2 separate regions of the Homo sapiens genome follow, and region 2 is linked to region 1. Evidence: chromatin loops called from intact Hi-C (ENCODE). Cell type or tissue: ascending aorta. All regions are shown on one strand. Each heading gives the region's core, and the rest is flanking DNA. Links, peaks and the distances in the headings are about the cores only.

Region 1 (3,430 bases), core at 578-3,077:
CAGAAGCCTTTTCTCTTCAGTCCAACCATGTGTTCACCTTGCCCCAAAGGTCAGAACTAATATTAACAAGCCACTGCAGAATGGGGAAATTAAAACCAGCCATGGAGACAGGCAAGTTCTGGATTTCGCTGGTGCTGAGTTTCAGATCGATCTTCAGTGTAAATGGGCATAATCCCTTACTGGAAAGCAATCTGGCAATATGAAGCAAGAGCAATAAAAATGTTCATTTCCTTTGTCCTAGTTATCGCACTCATGGGAGTCAATCCTGAGTCAATAACTCCCAAAGCATGAAGAAGCTCAGGACATGCAAATTTTTATTTTAATCACAGAGCTATTTTCTGATAGCAACAACTGGTAACCTTTTAAGTCCTCCAGGAGGAAAAGCAGTTTACTGCGTCTTTGCTGTAACCATTGAGGATGATGGCTCTAAGACTTAAATTCTGGGGAACAAATAATTATGCTGCAATTCTGGGTGAGGAACCTAAAGATGCATCGTTATGCTTTTCCCTGGACATTGGGCATATCCATTACTTCTAATTTTTGTGCTCTCAAAAACAAGCCATGAACCTGTCGATGCTCTTGCTATTATCCTTTGTTCATTCATTCACCTGACAAATATCTATTGCTTCCCAACATATGCTGTGTCCAGTATTAGGGGATGGGGCTAACAAGATGAACCAGACATGGTCATTGCTCTCAAGTTGCTGGCATTCTAATGGCAGCAGAAATAGAAGTCAATGATAGCTGTGTATTATAAGTACTGTGACAGAATGGACCATAGGGTGCCGTGGGGCCCCAGAGGAAAAGACTTAACTGGGGAGGTGTGTGGTCAGTAAAAACACTCAGAAAAGTAATTATTGAGCTAATTAAGACAGGGTGTGAATCCTGGCTCTACTACTTCAGTGTAAGAGAGAGTGAACTGTGAGAATGAAATGAATTCATTCGACGTCTCTAACTTAGCCTCCATGTCCCGAACTGGGTTGTCTTGAGAATGAAATGAGATAACATATACAGAAGAGCCATGGATGCATCCGGAGACAATGCTGCTCACGAGCTTACATTTCCTGGGCTTCGATTTCACTTATCTGAGAAACAGAACCAAGAGTAAGGATGTGTCCGGCTACATCCTTCAGAATGTTAAGAGCCAAGACAAAAGCTACAGGGCAGGCTTGAGACAGCCTCCTCCTCCTCCCCTCTGCCCCAATAAAGCCAAAGGCCCTCCTCCTAAGTCTTATCTCAGTGGAGCGACTCTTACTGCTCCCTCCTCCAACCATGAACTTCCCTTTGCCCAGTCCAACGCGAGCACTTAGCGCCAGCTATTCCTGGGGCGCAAGCGCTGCAGCCATCTGTGAACTTAGGTGGGCGGTCCGCCGCACTGAGGGCGGGGCTTTGGCAGCTGAGCAGTTCCGCTCAGGGTTCCGTCGCTTAAAAAGTGGCAAAATGCCGTTTGTAAGTAACCGGACGCACCACTTGGACTTCTGAGTAGAGGAAAAACGCATTGAGACTCAGCTGTCCGAGCGGAAGGAGCGGGAGCCCAACTGGAAACTCCTCTCGCCATTCATTGCCCCTAGGCTTCCGCTTTGCTTCCTTCAGCGTCCACCCAGTTCCTCCTCCCGCCAATGAGAGCTGAGGAAGTTGAAGCCCCCGCCCGACGTGCGTCAGGCGCTTTAGTGGTACGCACGAGAACGCCTGCGCAAACGCGCGCGGGAGGCGGGCCTGGCCAACTTCTGAACAGGAAGCAGTTCGCTCGCGCCTAGGTTGGCGCGGGCTGGGAGGTGTTCCAGCCCTTTAAGATGTTGCGCGTGGTGAGCTGGAACATCAATGGGATTCGGAGACCCCTGCAAGGGGTGGCAAATCAGGAACCCAGCAACTGTGCCGCCGTGGCCGTGGGGCGCATTTTGGACGAGCTGGATGCGGATATCGTCTGTCTCCAGGAAACCAAAGTGACCAGTGAGCGCTCTGGATTCCAGGATCCCTACATACTTTTTCTTTCCCGCTAACTTTTGTCCCCTGTCCCATGTAATTTTACTTTCCCAGTTTCCTATTCTTAGAGTCCTGTCCTTAGACCCAGGTCCCTTCCCTCTTAAACTTCCATTTCCCACCCTAGCTAGATCCCCTAATTGCACTCCATCTCCTGTCTTCAGCAAACTTTAGCTCCTTCTCGAAACCCCATATCTAGTCAGATTCCCACTCATTCTCCGGCCCCAAACTCAGTCCCCTGAATTTCCTCCTTCCATACGCTGTCCATCTCCCCGCCGCCAAGTCAAACCCCCGAATTCTTCATCCCTGCCCCAAGCTCAGATCCTCTAATTCCCACCCCATCTTTGACCCCAGCTCAGTCTAATTTCCTCTTTTTCACATTTCCACCTCAGAACCCCAGTACCCCTTATCTATTCCCATCTCTCCTCCCAGCGGAAAGTCCCTAATTCCCACCTCATTTCCCACCCCAAGCTTAGATGTCCTCTTATTTCTTCACCCTCTTATCTCCCCTCAGAATCCCCTAATTCCTTTTCCCTCCACCCCCAGTTCAGATCCCCTAATTCCCTCTCTCTTACCTCTCACCCTTAGCTCAGATTCCCACCATCCTCTCGTATGTCCATCCCCATCCCCAGCTTCCTCCTATCGTTCAGACCCCCAGGCTTAGCTCTGATTCTTTCCCCTTCCCACCTAATTCTCCACCTCCACTTCATAGTCTCTAACCGCCCCCCACCAAGCCTTCTAATTCTGATATCAATTTCCTCTCTGACATTTCCCATCTTTCTAGGTCCTCCTCTAATCATGGATATTTCATTCCCGTCACCCCCAACTCTGGCTCTGATGTGTGCAAGGAATTAGCCTACAACTGTAATTCCAGGCCTTTGTGTTTCTCGGATGCTAGTTTTACCTCTGACTTAATCTTACATTTTTTTTTTCCAGGGGATGCACTGACAGAGCCCCTGGCTATCGTTGAGGGTTATAACTCCTATTTCAGCTTCAGCCGCAACCGTAGCGGCTATTCTGGTAAATGGGGCTTTCTGTGGACTTTAAATTAGTGAGGGAGGCAGATAGGGGAAAAGGGTTTCCAATATTTGATGAGAGGGTAATAAGAAATCTTAGACATTTAGTTTACAGAGCTAAAGCTGCATAATAGTAAATTACATGAAATATAATTTTTATGGATAGAATTATCCTACTGGACCTCAGAAGTACAGTAGTAGTGTGGTGCTTAATTGTGTGAACTGTGGAGCCAGACAGCCTGGGTTTGAATCATGGCTCATTTCCTAGCTGTGCACCCTCTGGCAAGTTACATTACCTCTTGGTGCCTCAGGTTCCTCAGCTAGAAAATGAGGATAATGTTTACCTTCCGGGGCTGTTACAAGGATTAAATGAATTAATCCATGTGATAATAATAATTGCTAATACGTCTTGAGCACTCACCATGTATCAATGT
Region 2 (3,430 bases), core at 385-2,884, 58 kb after region 1:
GAGGCAAGCCAGATAGTTGCAGAGAGCCCATCTGAGGGACAAATATAGGGCTTATCTTAGAGTTAGATTTCTAGAAAGCCCCTTAAGATGGGATAAGGGTCACAGAGTGGGCAATTGTGGGAGGGTTCCTGGTGGAGGTTGGGGATTGGAGTGATGGCCTGGGGGTGATTTAAAGTAAGAACACAATACTGGACTGAAGAAGATGGGGAAGGGTTCCAGCAAGAAAGCCTCCCTTCAGAGTGCAATGTGGAGGCAGCAGCTGCAGTGCCCGAGAGCCTGAGTTTTGGAATACCTGCCACTATGGATTCTAGAAGTAGTGCCAGATTTCTTCCTTGTAGTAGTGAATTTCTTCCCTGTCCTCATTTATTTCAATAGGGTAGAGGCAGGAGAGGAAGAAAAGATGGAGCCTTTTGCCTATGATTAATAATAAAACCACTGTATTCTAGAAACAGAGAGAGGCAGGATGAGGTACAAAGAAAGATACCTGTTCTGCCGAAGATTCTCAGTCTCTGGATCTCTTGTCAAGATAACCTTATATTTACTCGCATATGGCTGAATTGACTAGTTAGTACCAAATTGATGCAGAGAGGAAGGAAGACAAGGGGGTAGGAGCATACACAGGTGGGATTAATTTTACTCAACTTCACCAACAGACTTTGTTCATTTCTGGTGGGGGATGGCTGTAGTGGTAGAGAAATAGACTGTGGTGGGAAAGGGGAGAGGGGATAAGGTATAACATTTTCTGGCCCTTCCTCCCCCGTTTTGTGTTTTTCCTTTTCTCTCCTCTCATGACCAGAAGTCTAGACAGGAAGCAGAGGTCGGTTACCAGGGAAACTGAAGCTGAGTATGCTTGATTCACGAGCTTGTGAGATAAAAGCAAAATTGCTACTCAAAATGCAAGACTGTATGGAGGATGGGTATTAACCAAATAAGCAAAGATTTATTCATCCTTATAATTATTGTACATAGATATATAAATCCACAAAGATGAATAGCTTTTCCTAAATGTTTAGTTGAGAATCAGTCTATGGAATGGCCTTGAATCCTGCCCCTGCCGCCTTCCATTCTCACTGCTGGCCCCATGCTGTCAGTCTCCCAACATGCCTTATGTCTGAGTATGATGGAGTCCTAATGATATTGCCTCTGTACGTGGCTCTGTCAGTTACAGGGAAAGAAACTAAGGGAAAAAGGAAGCATCAATTCACCTAGCTTTAAAAGCAACAGAGAGATAAACCTCAACCATCAAAATCTTTCCCTAGAATTCCACCTAAAAATCCCAGCAAATCTAACCAAAGTACTGGTCTTTCAATGTCTAATTAATATGTATTTGTTTTGGGTCCAGTATCAAAGAGTTCTACGAAAATGCAATTAGAATACATCACCATTCCTTATACGCTGCTGCCCCTAGTGTAACACATGTGGATTGCACTCTCTTGACAGTTGTAGCCAGTTATTCCATTTCACTGCTGTATGACGGGTTTTAGACTTGTATCTGTATTTTTTAAGATATGCAGTTGAATATTTCTGTTAATCTTTTTGATTATAGAGAAATGAAGCAGATAGCCTACCACTGGCCATAATATTTTTCTGATGGGAAAATACATTCTGCTCTGTGGCAACTGCTTTCTGATGCAGTCTCTATTGTTGCATTTTAATAAAAATCATCCTCTGCTTGTATACTCCCATATGATTTCAGAATATTTATGCTGATGTCAACTCGGTTGTAATAATTGATCTCCACTGAGACCTTAGAAGTTAATGTGAACCTGCATTTAAAGTTTAATTAGGGAGTAAAAAGTGTCGGGGGGTGTTCATATCTGTCTGTACTCTCTTCTACAACTGGAAAACTTTCCCTAAAAAACAAAAAACTTGTATTTGAGTAGTGGTGTGTGTGTGTGTGTGTTTGTAGATGGGGCATAAAGGTAGAGTGATAAGAATTGACAAGCACCAATATTTATTGAGCACTACTAGGTGTGATATAATTTGCATTATTTTATCTGAGTATTACATACAAGCAATAAGTTGGGTTTTGGTGCAGTCATTGAACCTTTCACCTGCCATTTTTTAAATTGTATGAGGCTAATTCCTTGTGGATAGCAGGGTGAACAGAAATGTTATTGGTACTGAGATCTTTCTGTCACTTTTAGTTGCCATAGCCCTTTGTAGTTTAGAGAAACTTCTGATAAGGAAATTAATTCTCACAGGCTAGGCTTGCTTTCCATGCAATACTTCGTTTAACCCTTCCTACAAACACTTTGATGTAGATACTATTACTATCTTGAATTTACAGTTGAGGTACTTGGAGATGAGAAGAGCCCAAACCCAGGTCTTCCTGTTTCTGAAGACTGTGTTTTTCTGCCTCCCTTATGTAGTAAAACCGGAGAACAGTCTGGAGTGTTAGTCTTCGAAAATTTTATTGATGCTATGCACAAACATTTCCTGAAACACCAGGGAGACCCTGACATATCTCAATTCTTCCTCAAAAAGGACCATTATATATATATAAATTAACTGCCCTCCACCCACTAATTGAGCACTCATTTCTCCATTCAGTCCTCTCTTCACAAAAAAAAAGGAGAAATATTGAATGCCTTCAGGATTGAGAAGCTAAATCTGATGAAATTAGCGTGGGACATTAGCATGGTATATTAGTTTGCTAGTGCTGCAATAACAAAATACCACAGAATGGGTGACTTAAACAACAGACATTCATTTTCTCACAGTTCTGGAGGCTGGAAGTCCAAGATCGAGGTATATATAGGCTTAGTTTCTTCTGAGGTCTCTCTCTCTTTGGCTTTCAGATAGTCACCTTCTCACTGTGTCCTTACATAGTCTTTCTTCTGTACCTATGCACCCCTGCTGTTTCTCTGTGCATACAAATTTCCTCTTCTTATAAAAGCATCAGTTAGATTGGATTAGGGCCACCTAAAGGTTTCGTTTTTACTTAATCACATCTTTATAGGCTTGATATCCAATTACAGTCATATTCTGGAGTAATAGAAGTTAGAGCTTCTCAAGTAGCACTTCAATTAATTAATTAGCTAATTAATTTTTAATTGAAAAATACAAATTATATATATATGAGGTGTAACTTGATGTTTTGACATATGTGTACAATGTGGAATGATTAAATCAAGCTAACTAATGTATCCATTGCCTCATATAATATCTATTGCAGTAAGAACATTTAAAATCTACTTCTTTAGCAATTTCAAGTATATGATACATTATAATTTGCTATAATCAGTCACCATACTGTACAATAGAGCTCTATAACTTATTTCTCCTTCCTAACTGAAACTTTGAACCCTTTGACCAACATTTCCCCATTTCCTACAACCTCCTGCCAACCCCTGGTAACCACCATTCTACTCTCAGTTTCTATCAATTAGATTTTTTTAGAGTCCACATATAAATGAGATCATGCAGC

Evidence for each region. Hi-C counts contacts between places; a loop is a spot of excess contacts. Peaks named below come from ENCODE experiments on the same cell type or tissue, not always from the same donor. Only the 100,000 strongest peaks of a DNase experiment are listed, where the experiment ranks them.
Region 2: a loop joins it to region 1, with 5 times the contacts of the local background. A loop is called at or near these places in 10 of 110 quality-filtered maps.

The regions. Positions count from the first base shown.
Region 1 is chrX:54,998,630-55,002,059 of GRCh38, forward strand. APEX2 (apurinic/apyrimidinic endodeoxyribonuclease 2) reads left to right here and starts at 1,734. Exons shown (of 6, transcript NM_014481.4): 1 at 1,734-1,950; 2 at 2,917-3,000. The coding sequence starts at 1,794. It also overlaps a transcript of PFKFB1 not described here. RefSeq lists a silencer at 1,615-1,754. In ascending aorta, for the core only: no CTCF peak of the experiment used is centred there; DNase peaks (open chromatin) are centred at 1,312 and 1,682; H3K4me3 peaks cover 2,307 bases; H3K27ac peaks cover 1,750 bases.
Region 2 is chrX:55,056,440-55,059,869 of GRCh38, forward strand. It overlaps a transcript of PAGE2B not described here. Among named protein-coding and RNA genes, the nearest start is that of PAGE2B, 17 kb to the right of the region's middle. In ascending aorta, for the core only: a CTCF peak has its summit at 1,389; a DNase peak (open chromatin) is centred at 1,402; H3K4me3 peaks cover 584 bases.